2 separate regions of the Homo sapiens genome follow, and region 1 is linked to region 2. The links are chromatin contacts, found by Hi-C in ENCODE. All regions are on one chromosome and are shown on one strand. Each heading gives the region's core, a stretch centred on a gene start or an enhancer-like site at or near the end of the contact. The rest is flanking DNA. Distances are from core to core; before and after follow the strand shown.

The links. A loop is a pair of places that touch in the nucleus more often than their neighbours do. Pooled maps may share reads with other maps.
Region 1: a map of sigmoid colon shows a loop between it and region 2 (3-fold over the local background). The contact joins the promoter of CTNNA1 here to the promoter of CDC25C in region 2. A Hi-C loop is called at or near these places in 1 of 168 maps with a recorded cell type or tissue (sigmoid colon), 2 of 37 single-sample maps with no recorded cell type and 11 of 50 pooled maps.

What each region holds. Positions count from the first base shown.
Region 1 is chr5:138,750,351-138,757,384 of GRCh38, reverse strand. It overlaps CTNNA1 (catenin alpha 1), which reads right to left and starts at 3,960. Exons shown (of 18, transcript NM_001903.5): 1 at 3,875-3,960. CTNNA1-AS1 (CTNNA1 antisense RNA 1) reads left to right here and starts at 3,461. Exons shown (of 2, transcript NR_134244.1): 1 at 3,461-3,862. RefSeq lists enhancers at 2,793-3,359, 3,360-3,927 and a silencer at 3,631-4,070.
Region 2 is chr5:138,330,025-138,337,481 of GRCh38, reverse strand. CDC25C (cell division cycle 25C) reads left to right here and starts at 5,678. Exons shown (of 14, transcript NM_001790.5): 1 at 5,678-5,887; 2 at 6,264-6,495. The coding sequence starts at 6,302. It overlaps LOC100128966 (a long non-coding RNA gene), which reads right to left and starts at 5,377. Exons shown (of 4, transcript NR_146628.1): 1 at 5,297-5,377; 2 at 3,954-4,049; 3 at 1,997-2,097; 4 at 336-608. RefSeq lists enhancers at 1-66, 5,666-5,715, 5,726-5,855, 5,567-6,520 and a silencer at 5,356-5,615.

The sequences.
Region 1 (7,034 bases), core at 2,711-5,210, 420 kb before region 2:
TGTATGCCTCAGCGGCATTACATATATTCACGATCCATTTCCAGAACTTTTTTCATCTTCCCAAACCGAACTCTGTACCCATAACAATAGCTCCCTATTCCCCTTCACCTGGCCCCTAACAACCACCATTCTGTTTTCTTTCTTTCTCCTTCCTTCCTCCCTCCCTTCCTCCCTTTTTTTCTTTTGTTTGAGACAGGGTCTCACTCTGTCACCCAGGCTGCAGTGTGACATGATCAGAGCTCACTGCAACCTCCACCTCCCAAGCTCAAGCAATGAATCCTACCACCTCAGCCTCCTGAGTAGCTGGGACTACAGAGCGTGTCACCATGCCTGGTTGATTTTTTTTTTTTTAGAGGCGGGGTCTCATAAAGTTGCTCAGGCTGGTCTTGAACTCCTAGCTTCAAGTGATCCTCCCAACTCAGCCTCCCAAAAAAACAGGATTATAGGCATGAGCCTCCCTGTCCAGCCCCAATCCATATTTAAGTCCTGTCTCATTTCTCCAAAATACAGCTCCCTTCATCCCTACCACCTCGTACTCCACCATCTTCCTAGCTCAACTCTCTGCTTCCACATGCACACAAACACAAGCCTTCTCCAAGCACTAGCAGGAGTCTTAAAAAGGAAATCAAATCATGAAACTCCCTACAATGGCTTCTTACACCTCTAGAATAAAACCCCAACATGGCCTCTGCCTTCTCTGGCAATCTCATGTGAGGTCTTCTCCCCACTGAAAAAGTACCCAAGCTATACAAGTCTTCTCTCAAGTCTCTAAACACACGGAGTCTTTCCTGTCTCAGGACCTCTACAAATGCAGAGGGCCCTGTTCCTTCTCTCCATATTCTCACCAGCACACAACACTACCCCCAACAATCAGGGCTGTCTGTTATGCCCCACAGTGAGTTACGTTCTCAAAGAAATCCGAAAGTGCGGTGGCTCACACCTGTAATCCCAGCACTTTAGGAGGCTGAGGCGAGTGGATCACCTGAGGTCAGGAGTTAAAGACCAGACTCACCAATATGATGAAACCCCATCTCTGCTAAAAATTAAAAAATCAGGCTGGGCACGGTGGCTGAAGCCTGCAATCCCAGCACTTTGGGAGGCCGAGGTGGATCACGAGGTCAGGAGTTTGAGACCAGCCTGGCCAACATGGTGAAACCCTCTCTATCAAAAATACAAAAAAATTAGGCAGGCATGTTGGCACACACCTGTAATCCCAGCTCCTTGAGGTTGAGGCAGGAGAGTTGCTTGAACCCAGGAGGCACGGGTTGCAGTGAGCCGCAATTATGCCACTGCACTCCAGCCTGGGAGACACAGCAAGACTATCTCAAAATAAATAAATAAATAAATAAATAAATAAGCCGGGCGTGGTAGCTTGCACTTAGTAATCCCAGCTACTCCGGAGGCTGAGACAGGAGAATCGCTTGAATCCCCAGGAGGTGGAGTTTGCAGTGAACTGAGATCACCTCACTGAACCCCAGCCTGGGCAACACAGGGAGACTCCATCAAAAAAAAAAAAAAAAAAAAAAAAAAAAAAAAAAAGAAGGAAATCCCAAAACCCGGGCAGGGCAGTTACCCTGGATCTCCACATCTGGTTCATGTCTCCAGAAGAGACAGGAGTCCCACTTTGGACACCTTGAGTTTGAGAAGCCTGGGACACCCAAAAAGCTTCCCAATGCACAGGTGACCATGTGGGTCAGGAGACACACCTGCACTCAAAGGCTTGGACTTTTAGCACATAAGGCTGATGACAGAAGAGACTGCACAGAGCAGTGATTCTCATCTTGGAGGAGGGTACCTCTCATCTCTAAGTCACTATATGAAATGAGATATCACTGATGGGAGTGAAGGTGATGCCACATCAGTGGTGTGGAGGACAAAGATACTTTGGAAAGAACCCTGGGTACGAGAGGAAAGAGTGAGGGCGAGGAAAAGAAAGAAACTGAGATGAGTCAAAAGGAAAAGAAAACCAGGAGAGTGATATCACAATTCCCCAAACTCCTATGCCCTTTTATGCTTCTCATGACTTTCTCCCTTCACTTAAAAAAAACTCGACTCATGTTTCATCCAGATCAAATGCCACCACCTCCTGAAAGCCTTTCTGGACTTACCCAAGTAAAACTTATTAGCCCCCTCTCCGTGCCTCTACAAGTTTCTTTTGTTGTTACTATTAGGTAAGATTTGACTCAGACAATAGTTTCATTAGTACTGTTAAGGCACTTACTGCAGTCCGCTCTGTACTACACCTGGGGTGTGTGTCTCCCCTATTACACTGTGAGCTCTTAGGTGGATTAAAAAATTATTCTTTCGCTGAATAAATATCCAGATGGGGTCAGGCACCCTGGCTCAGGCCTGTAATCACAACACTTTGGGAGGCTGAGGCAGGAGGACCACTTGAGCCCAGGAGTTCGAGACCAGCTTGGGCAAGACAGCGAGACACCATCTCTACCAAAAATACAAAAATTAGACGGATGTGGTGGCGCGTGCCTGTAGTCCCAACTACTTCGGAAGCCGAGGTGGGGGGATCACTTGAGCCCAGGAGACAGAAGCCGCAGTGAGTCATGATCGTGTCACTGCGCTCCAGCCCGGGCGACGGAGACCCCGTCTTTAAAAAAAATGTTTGTTCAAAAGTCCAGATTGGTAAATAATTAGGCAGAAACTATAGGTAACTCCTACACTCATTCTTCATTCTTCCTGTAAAACAAAATAACACATCCTAATTAATTCGATTTATAAATTCCGTTCCTTAAAGTAACACCCACCTGTCCAGTATTTAAAAATCACTGCTGACTAAACACAAATATTCGCTCCACAAAATGCCTATCCTGTCCCAACAATGATGTAAGCATTTCCTTCATCATAAATATAAAATGCCCCGAATTTAGTCGTAGACTTGACATATCTCGCTCTTTTCCAAATAATTGTAAATTCTGTACAAAACACACGCACCAAAAAAATGTCACCAAGATGCAAGAGGACGTAAGAGGGAGTCAACCTTGGAACTGGGCCAACCGCCGCCTGCATTACTGGGAAGCCACTGCTGCCAAGCAAAGGTCAGGCATTCATTCAGGCAACATTTTTTCCAACAAGTGCTTCACACTCGCACGCACACACACGCTCCTTTAAAAGTCAACAACAATTAAAAAAAAAAAAAAACCTCTCTAATGCCACTCCTGAAAACTAGGGCTGAAAGCTAAGTGCGTCCAACCGACAAGAAACCCAGGAAAGCTGAGTAATCCCCGAGTCCAAGTGGACGGTCACGCCAAAAGTCCACACGGGTGTGGCCCACCTACGGCGAAGCTGTATGGGAGAAGCCCGGGCTCCAGCCTCCCGGTTCGCCGAGCCCGCGTCCCCGCCGCCCCATCGGGAAGTCTCAGCGGCCGGGAAGGGGGAGGGGGCAGGAACGCCTCGGAGCCGGACGACAATCACTTCCCGGGAAAGCGGCTCCCAGACAAGCCGCCCCAGGGAAGGAAGGCGGCCGAGGGGCCCGGCGCGGGGCTGCCGCGCGCGCCGAGGCCGCGGTAACAAAGTTTGGAAACCGCGAGAAAACTTTTCCAAGAGGAAACGCGGCGGCGGCGCTGGGCCTATAGTTTCTCCTCCCCAGCCCAGGCGGCCCCCCGACTTCCCGAGCGCTGGGAAGCGCCGGCCGTGCCCGCCCGGGCCCCATACTCGGGCCCTGCGGGGGAAGGGACCGCCGGCCCGACGCGGGTCCCACGCCCGCCCGGGGCCCAATTCCCGGCGACGTCGCCAAAGAAACCGCGCCCCGCCCGCTCGCCCGCCCGCGGCTCGCGGGGCCCAGCTTGGGACGGCCCGGCCCAAGGACCCTCTCGGCCTGGCCCGAGAGACCGCGCCCGCGAGGAGGGAGGTACGAAGTTACCTGCGGCTAGCTGGGCGAGCGCTAAATTCCAGAGGCCCGAAGCAGACGGGCGCTGCTTTGTCTCCCTCCAGTCCGGCTAGGAGGAGGAAATGGGCCGCCCCACGCCCCCGCCCCCGGCCCGCCCCCCGCCCGCGGCCCCCGCCCCTGTCCCGGCCCCGCCCGCCCTTCCTGGCACCTCCCTCCGACTCGCTCTTCCCGGCGCCTCCCGCCGCCGCCCCGCCCGCTCCTCCCGGCCGTTCCGGCCTCCGCTTTTGGGGAAAGGGAAGGCCCCCACCGCGAAGAGAGTCTGGCAACGCCGGACCGGGACCCCCGAGGGACCTCTTCCTCCCCGCCGCCCACCTCAGAATTCCTTCCTCCCCGGCCCCTAGTGGGAGCTTAGGCCGGGAGTGACCCCTGAGAGGGAGGAGGAGCGGTGACTCCTGGAACAGCCCGCGGGCGGAGAGGGCTGCGCGAGGGCAGGTGAGTCACCGCTCCGCGCACAGGTGAGGCTCAGGGGCGGCCTCGCGCGGGCCCCCACCCCGGCGGAATCCCAGAGACGCGACCAGGGGTACTGGGCACGCTCCCCTCAAGAGTGTCACAGGTGTCCCGGAGTCACAGTCTTCTGGAAAAGTGATCTAGGCCAACTACCTGGCTTTACAGAAGGAGAAGCGGAGGCTAAGGAAAGGCCCCACAGCTTCGGGACACAGTGGAACTAGAATCTGACTCTCAGGACCTTTCATAATGTGAGGTGGAAGCGCCCCTAGAATTCACCTAACCCGTCCCCTCACTCCACAGATGGAAACACCCGAAGCCCTCTTGATCAAGGACTTTTTTTTTTTTTTAAGACGGGGTCTCCCTCTGTCGCCCAGGCTGGGGTGGAGTGTCGCGATCACGGCCCACTGCAGCCTCAAATCCCTGGACAACCGACCCTCCCACCTCAGCCTCCGGAGTAGCTGGAACTACAGACACAGAGTCTCACTATGTTGCCAGGCTGGTCTCAAACTCATGGGCTCAAGAAATCCTCCTCAGCCTCCCAAAGTGCTGGGATTACAGGCTAGAGCCACCTTGCGGGGAGGACATTTACAAACACAAAAGAGGCACCGCAGCAGCTGTCCCTTTTTGGGCTTGTTCCCGCCCCGCCCCCAGCACGTCCCCCCTCCCAGCTTGTCCCCCTCCTCCAACAAATTTGAGGGACCTGACTTCTATCTCTATTCCTCTGGTCATTTGGGGCATTTTATTCTTACCCTTTCTTATCTTCATAGTGAATACTCCAAAAACAAAAGAAAACAAAATTACAAAGCAAACAAACAACACAAAAAAACAAAAACTACTACATGCTCACTATCATCCTGGTATAGAAAACCCTAATGATGTTTCCCCTGCTCACGGGATGATGAATAAGATAGATTTCAGTATTGGCCTATAAACCTGAATAATGCAAGACGACGATGTCCACTGCTGGCCTTGTGCTGAATAGAGAGCAGGGTGCTAGGGAGACCTGCCCTTACCGTGTTTACCCTCTACTCCTCACATCTCCCTCTCCCCCAAGGGAATATAAACTTCTGGAAAGCAGGAGCTGTATCTCCTGCAGCACCCAGCACATTGCCCATCCCCTAGGGAGTGCCTAGTGAACATCTGTGGGTGAATGTGCCCACTGTAATTCAAAGTACTGTGGGCCTGTGCTAGTTAACAGATGCTGACAAAGGGCAATAGGACCATGAAGTGGGGAGAGAACAACCTTTAAGAAAAAGAGGATGGGCACAGTGGCTCACACAAGTAATCCCAGCACTTTGGGAGGCCAAGATGGGTGGATCACATGAGCTCAGGAGACCAGCCTGGGCAAAATGATAGAACCCTTGTCTACAAAAAAATACAAAAACATAGCTGGGTGTAGTGGCACCTACCTGTAGTCCCAGCTACTTGGGAGGCTGAGGTGGGAGGATCGCTTGAGCCTGGGAGTTCAAGGCTGCAGTGAACCATGACTGCACCACTGCACTCCAGCCTGGGCAACACAGTGAGACTCTGTCTCAAAAAGAAAAAGAAAAAGGCAAACCCTGACAAGGTCATTCTTGTCCAACTACCCCTGTCCTGTTTCTGGCTGCAGGGTCTTTGCTCCTGTAGTCTCCTCTGCCTAGAGTGGCTTTGGCGTCCCTCTACTTCACCTGGCTAACTCAGAACATAATTCATATATTTTGGATATTTGTCCCTGCCCAAATCTCACATTGAAATGTAATCCCCAGTGTTGGAGGTGGGGCTGGTGGGAGGCATTTGGGTAATAGAGGAGGATCCCTCATGGCTTGGTGCTGTCCTCCAGGTACTAAGGGAATTCTCATGAAATGTAGTCGTTTTAAAGTGTAGCACCGGCCAGGCACAGTGGCTCACACCTGTAATCCCAACACTTTTGAGAAGCCAAGGTGGGCGGATAGCTTGAGCCCAGGAGTTCGAGACCAGCCTGGGCAACATGGTAAAAACCCATCTCTACAAAAAAATACAAAAAAATTAGCCAAGCAGGCTGGGCACCGTGGCTCACGCCTATAGTCCCAGCACTTCAGGAGGCCAAAGCGGGCAGATCATCTGAGGTCAGGAGTTCAAGACCAGCCTGGGGCAACATGGTGAAACCCCATCTCTACTAAAAGTACAAAATTAGCAGGGCATGGTGGCATGTGCCTGTAATCCCAGCTACTCGGGACGCTGAGGCAGGAGAATCATTTGAACCTGGGAGGCAGAGGTGGAGCCGAGATCACGCCATTACACTCCAACCTTGGCAACAAAAGCAAAAGTCTGTCTCAAAAAAAAAAAAAAAGCCAGGCATGGTGGTGTGTGCCTGTAGTCCCAGCTACCTGGGGGGCTCAGGTGGGAAGATCACCTGAGCCTGGGGAGATTGAGGCTGCAGTGAGCCATGATTGTGCCACTACACTCCAGCCTGGGCAACGGAGTGAGACCCTGTCTCAAAAACAAAAAGATGTGGCACCTCAGCCCCCTCCTGCTCCTGCTTTCAGCATGTAATGTGCCTGCTCCAGCTTCACCTTCCACCATGAGTAAAAGTTCCCTGAGGCCTCTCCAGAAAGTAGAGCAGATGCCCAGGCCTTGCTTATACAGCCTGCAGAACCATGAGCCAATTAAACGTTTTTTCTTTTTTCTTTTCTTTTTTTTTTTTTTTTGTGTGTGTGTGTCTGTGTGT
Region 2 (7,457 bases), core at 4,429-6,928:
GCCTGGGGGGAGGTGCGGGGAGGTGGGGAGAAGTGCGGTGGTTAGACTTTCCTTAAACAGAAAGGGAAGGAGGAAACAGGCAGATGGGGAAAAGATGTTGACGGCGCTATATTTCCACTTCAGGAAGACAAAACCACCTTTTATTAAGTCTCCACCACTACCACCACCTCCCACATGAGCCAAAATTTAAGTCTTTTTTAAAGAGATTGAATGTAGACGTTAGTGTGTGAAGAGGTTGGGTTGATGGTTTCTGGCTCTTATGTAAATTCGAGTCTCAGCTAGCATCACAGATGGTTTAGGGAGACAAGCAAAAAAGTGGATAAAGGAGAGGCTTTAAACAATGCGTTCGTGTTGTGATCTCTTTGTAATACAAAGTTTTCTATTTCTTTTTTTTAATTGATTGGAAAGTAGCAGTAATGCAAGTAATCTTCACTATTACACTTAGCAGCAAGTCCTCTGAAAGACATCTGTTTTCTGTAAATATTTTGTGCCTTACTCAAGACTGGGACAGGTAAATAGCTGTGATCAGCTGGAAAGTAGAGCCAGTGGCGGGGGTCGTCCTCACTGAGCCAGGGAGGGGAGGAGGCAGGAGCCACCAAGTCTACAAACTGAAAAAGAGTAGAGGAAAAATGAGGTACAGTACTAACTGAGAAAATAGGGGTGGAAAGATTTACCTTGCACTGCTTATTTCCCCTTGGCAAAAGGAGCAGAGTTAGGGGCCATGAAGTAGGGGACACATGGTTTCCAATAATTGCTCTTATGTACCAGACACCATGCTACATTTTTTTTTTTTTGTAAAAACAGGGTCTTGCTGTTGCTCAGGCTGGAGTGCACTGAGGCGATCACAGCTCACTGCAGCCTTGAACTTCTGGGCTCAAGCAATCCTTTCCATCTCAGCCTCCTGAATAGCTAGAACTACAGGGGTGTGCCACCATGCCCAGCATATTTATTTCTATTTTTGTAGAGAGAGGCGTCTTGCTATGTTGCCCAGGGTAGTCTCAAACTCCTGGCCTCAAACAATCTTCCCATCTTGGCCTCACAAAGTGCTGGGATTGGCGTGGTGTCTCACACCTGTAATCCTAGCACTTTGGGAGGCTGAGGCAGACGGATCACCTGAGGTCAGGAGTTCGAGACCAGCCTGGCAACAAAGTGAAACCCCGTCTCTACTAAAAAATACAAAAATTAGCTGGGCATTGTGGCGCCCATCTGTAATCCCAGCTACTCGGGAGGCTGAGGCAGGAGAATCGCTTGAACCGGGGAGGCAGAGATTGCAGTGAGCCGAGATTGTGCCACTGCACTCCAGCCTGGGCAACAGAATGAGACTCTGTCTCAAAAAAAAAAAAAAACAAATGAACAAAAAACGAAGTGCTGGGATTCCAGGTGTGAACCACCACACTTGACCTACATACTTTGATATATATTCTCATTTTTTCTTACAATCATCAAATGAAACAAAACCTTCTCTTTGACAAATGAAACAGCCCAAGAAGTTAAGTGACTGCCCACATGGTAGGCAAAGGTACTCTCAAAAAGCAGTCTAAAAGCCCTTGCTTTTCACCACTAAGCTGTTCACCTTTTTATTATTAATTAAATTAATAATTTAATTATTATGAATTAAATGGTTGAGTTAAAAGTAGGCATTGGCTCATTTGCAAAACATTGAAAGAAACTGAGACCCAAAACAAAACAAAAAAAACAAAACAAAAAAAAAAACCCTGCAAGTCAAGTTTCAGGCCTCATTTCAAAGGAAGGTTACATCCCCTTTCGTCATCTATAAAATGGCCTCCCAGTGCAGCCCAACACTCCTACCCATAATTAAATCTCCTTATTCCACTTTTAGTTCCCAAGGATTTTTTACTCATGTCCTGCTCTTTCCCTGCTGCCCCCTTTTTAGTCTTTTGTTCTTGAGCCACTGCTTTGAACTGCATCTTAATTATGCCCTCATGGGCCAAACCCCATCTGTGACCCTGCTCCAGTGGGTTTCAGCAAAGGATACTCTCCATCCATATTCTGAGGGCTCCAGGGCCTGGAGCCAGTCATCCAGGAGGTCATCCAAAGGAGTGGAATCCATTGGTTCTAAGACTCTTCATTCCCTGCCTAGGAAGGAACAGCCGAGTTGGAGGAACATGCACTCGATTCAGACCTTCCCTTTTCACCCAGTGAAAGCTAAACCTCTGCAAAGTGGGGAGAAGTAGGGCTAAGCCTACCAGTCATAAAAAGAACCAGGAATAGAAAACACACCCCTCAGCCCCTCTGCCCTGCAGAGGCTGGCTGGGAGGATCCCAGGAATGCAGGGCTCTTCTCCACTGCCTGATCTGGGCATCCCAGGAGTGATGGCTGTACCTCCTGTTCTTGTTTGGTGTTTCAGGGTGAAGCCCGGGCTGTCACTGTGCCCTGGCAACAACATGTATGAGTCAGACTGAGGTCAAGGTGAAGGAACACAGCTCACTGCTTATCACAGTGAATCAGGAGCCTAGATAGGGATTCCCCAAGGATGACATAGGATCAATGCCCTCAATCCAACAGAAAAAGTAAATCTTCAAATCAGATTAAACACCAAACTTCCCACCTCCCTAATATTCTTTCTTCTGGGAAGGATAACTTAGATATATTCCAACACCCTCATAAATCAAGATATAAAAGACAATATTTGACTTCCCTTTAAAATAATTCTACCATTTCACAGTTTGTATGTATGCATGTAAACTTACATGTAATTAGCTAAGTATGTTGCAATTAGCTAAGCCAGCTGGAATCATGAGGAGATAGTGAAAATGTTTGCTAGGAAAACAACCTCATTAACAAACGTAGAGCTTTTAAGAGTTTTGTTGGCTGGGCATGGTGGCTCACACCTGTAATCCCAGCACTTTGGGAGGCCGAGGTGGGTGGATTACCTCAGGTCAGGAGTTTGAGACCAGCCTGGCCAACACAGCGAAACCCTGTCTCAACTAAAAATACAAAAATTAGCCAGGTGTGGTGGCGCATGCCTGTAATCCCAGCTACTCAGGAGGCTGAGGCAAGAGAATCACTTGAACAGAGGTTGCAGTGAGCTGAGATTGCGCCATTGCACTCCAGCCTAGGCAACAAGAAAGAAACTGTCTCAAAAAAAAAAAGTTTTTTTGTTGTTGTTTTTAGGAGACAGTCTCACTATGTTGCCCAGGCTGGCCTCAAACTCCTGGGCTCAAGTGATCCTCCCAAGTAGCTGGGACTACAGGCGCACCACTGCATCTGTAAAAAGTCTTAAGGGCGGCCGGGCGCAGTGGCTCATGCCTGTAATCCCAGCACTTTGGGAGGCCGAGGTGGGTGGATCATTTGAGGTCAGGAGTTCCAGAACAGCCTGGACAATATGGTGAAACCCCACCTCTATTAAAAATACAAAAATCAGCCAGGCGTGGTGGCGGGCACCTGTAGTCCCAGCTACTCGGGAGGCTGAGGCAGGAGAATAACTTGAACCCAGGAGGCAGAGGTTGCAGTGGGCCAAGATTGCGCCACTGTACTCTAGCCCGGGAGAGAGCGAGACTCCATCTTAAAAAAAAAAAAAATACTCTTAAGAGCTAGGTGTATAAGTTCCATTTGAGAAATCTCAGAAACTTATTTTTGGGGCTAGATTTTTGGAGAATTTGTTTTAGGAATGCTGCAACTTTGTCAGAGTGCTCAGATTTTAGTATATTTCCATCACCTGACATTGAACTAAAGCCACTTGGCTGACACCTTTGTTGTGACCACCCACAACTGCACTTACTTGAGGACCTGGTGCAGAAAGCACTGGTAGCCAGGTGTGCACTTGCCATAATCTATCTGCTTTTGCCACCAATAGAGAATAACTTTGTCTCTACTTCCCACCTGCAGGGAAGTATACAATTTCCCACAAAGTGTGATTATACTGTAGTCGTCAAAGCAGATAACAACTCATCCCACACTCCCTTAATCCCCAGCCTGATTTTCAAACTCACCTGGCATAGCAAGGTTCTGTGCTAACTCCTACACTCACTGTCTGTATCCTAGAGGACAAAGAATCTTCACACATCTCCTTTCTGGGGAAGCAGGTTCTGCAGATGAAAAGGGTATTAGGATAAAAACCAGCTGGCTACACTGTGCCTCTCAGCCACTACCACCACCAAGATCCTGACAACAGACACAAGTTGCATTTTGACTTTTGTTTCTCAAAGCATGATCTGCAAGCCGTCTGCATGGGTAGCACCTGGGGGCCTTGATAATGACCCCACTTTAGACCTATCGAATTATCGTTTTTGGAGCCTACATCTTAAAGAGCTTCCAAGGTTATTTTGAACATTTTTATTATGGAAATTTTCAAATATACATTGAAGTAAGAAGTATGGGGTAATACCTTACCACGCAAAGTATGGTCGTAGGACCAGCTACCTCACCATCAGCTGGGGGCTTGTTAGAAGGGCAGAATCTTGGGCCGCAACCGCAACCCAGACATCCCGAATCAGAATCTGCATTTAGCAGGTCCTCAGGTGGTTAGTGTGCAAATTAAACCTTGAGAAGCACAGATATGATGGACCCTCCTGCCCCCATCACTCAACAGTCAGGGTCAATCTTGTATCATCAATACCTTCCCCCAGCACAGGATTATTTAAAAGCAAATCCCTAACATTAGGAATGTCTTTTTGTTTGTTTCACTCTAATGCCCAGGCTGGAGTGCAGTGGCGCAACCTCTGTCTCCCGAGTTCAAGCAGTTCTCATGCCTCAGCCTCCCAAGTAGCTGGGATTACAGGTGTGTGCCACCACAACCGGCTAAATTTTGTATTTTTAGTAGAGACGGGGTTTCATCATGTTGGCCAGGCTGGTTTTGAACCCCTGACCTCATGTAATCTGCCCGCCTCGGCCTCCCAAAGTGCTGGGATTACAGGTGTGGGCCAACGCGTCCGGCCAATAATTTATAAATATCACCTCGTCAATGTTCAAATTTTCATTAATAACCAATCTTTGAGGTCCTCTGGATTGCGATAAGGATTATACCAAGATGATTTAATTCCTCCACTTTCCCTGCAACGGAATTTCTTTTTACCCACGTGAGCTAGAGTCTCTGAGATGCTGCACACTAAAAGAAACACCAAACAAAGCTCTTGGAAGGGGCTAATGCCTCTCAGCATAAACACACACACCCGTCTCGCCCCAACACTTGCCACGCCGGCAGCAAACGCTCCATCTCCCGTGGAAGGCCAGCAAAACTTAGAAGAAAACGTCCGCGAAAACGGCACGAGAAAGAAGCGAAGAAAATGAAACGCTTACAACACCCTCCACCCAAAATAATCTCTCCTAGTATTACCCTAGTGAATGGACATCACTAGTAAGGCGCGGTTTAAATCTCCCGGGGTTCGTGGGGCTGAGGGAACGAGGAAAACAGAAAGGGTGTGGAGATTGGTGAGAGGGAGAGCCAATGATGCGCCAGGCTCCCCGTGAGGCGGAGCTTACCCCGCAGCCTGCCTAACGCTGGTGGGCCAAACACTATCCTGCTCTGGCTATGGGGCGGGGCAAGTCTTACCATTTCCAGAGCAAGCACACGCCCCCAGGTGATCTGCGAGCCCAACGATAGGCCATGAGGCCCTGGGCGCGCGCGCGGAGATTGGCTGACGCAGCTTAGAGGCGAGCGGGGATAGGTTACTGGGCTGGCGGAAGGTTTGAATGGTCAACGCCTGCGGCTGTTGATATTCTTGCTCAGAGGCCGTAACTTTGGCCTTCTGCTCAGGGAAGACTCTGAGTCCGACGTTGGCCTACCCAGTCGGAAGGCAGAGCTGCAATCTAGTTAACTACCTCCTTTCCCCTAGATTTCCTTTCATTCTGCTCAAGTCTTCGCCTGTGTCCGATCCCTATCTACTTTCTCTCCTCTTGTAGGCAAGCCTCAGACTCCAGGCTTGAGGTAAGTCCGCAGCCGTCTCCGCCACGGAATCACGGAGACCCCATTGTCCCCCTTAGGGTCCAGTCGGGCCCCCACAGACAGAGGTTGGGAGGGCCGAATGGGGACTATCGCGAGTTACGAGACCCGGGTTCTTTCTAGTCAGGAGTCTCGAGCTGTGTGGCGTGGAACAAGTCAAAATCCTCTCTTCATTCCATCTTTAAGGTCCTAAGGTTGCCTCTCGTCGGTGAATTCAGGTTCTAACCTTAAGCCAGGCTGTGAATCACCCTTCGGGGTTGCCCCTCTTCCAGTGTTGATTCGCCTGGCTGGAAAGGGTGGAGGAGTTTAGGAAAGCTGAGGGAACTGTGATGTACCGATTTAGATGACGTTTTCCTCCTAGCTAGGTTTTGTTTTTCTCCTGGTGAGAATTCGAAGACCATGTCTACGGAACTCTTCTCATCCACAAGAGAGGAAGGAAGCTCTGGCTCAGGACCCAGTTTTAGGTCTAATCAAAGGAAAATGTTAAACCTGCTCCTGGAGAGAGACACTTCCTTTACCGTCTGTCCAGATGTCCCTAGAACTCCAGTGGGCAAATTTCTTGGTGATTCTGCAAACCTAAGCATTTTGTCTGGGTAAATATACTTTTATTTTTACACTGTATTGCCTTTGCTATTTCCAAACAGTTGGGTTTGTTTGTTGGTTTGTTTTCAATTATCCCGGCTCAAAGGTCAGGCTTTAAGTCTCAACTCTGCCCTTGACTGTGTAACCCTTTTGAGTCTCACCTTCTTTTCTGTGACAAGAAATAATCTCAGCCAGGCGAGGTGGCTCATGCCTGTAATCTCCGCACTTTGGGAGGCCAAGGAGGGCGGATCGCCTGAGTCTAGGAGTTCAAGACCAGCCTGGGCAACATGGCAAGACGCCGTCTCTACAAAAAATATTAAAAGTTAGCTGAGTGTGGTGGTGTGCACCTATAGTCCCAGCAACTCGGGAGGCTGAGGTGGGAGGATTGCTTGAGCCCGGGAGGTGGAGGCTGCAGTTAGCCAAGATCGCCTCACTGCACTTCAGCCTGGGAAACAGAGTGAGACTCTATCTCAAAAAGAAAAGAAAAGACAAAGAAATAATAATCGCTTCCTATCTTACTAGGATCTTGTGAGAATCAAATGATGTGATAACTGGGAAAAGTCTTTGAAAACCGCTGCATTACGAGTCGGTCACTTTATTAGTATTAATATTAGTGTTATTGCAGTTGTACTTTGAATTCTGATCATACCATGTCTCAACTAGCAAAGAGAAGTAGTACCTGAGAAAAACTAGGGACCCCAGGGAGAAATCAAGCCTGTGTTCATAGTGCTCAGGACCGGGAATGTGGAGTCAAGATCCCCCTCGGCCAATAAACTCTGGGCCTCATTTAAAAAAAAAAAAATTATCTGTTTCAGTATGTTGGTAAGGAGAAAATAAAGTACAGATTATGGTAGTGGGAGATTTTTCTCAGCCCAGTCTGATATATTTCCCAAAAGCAATTAGATTTATTTGGACACTGTTCAGATGATCTGATAGTCATTAAGGGGTGTTTCAAATGAACAGGCTTGGCCAG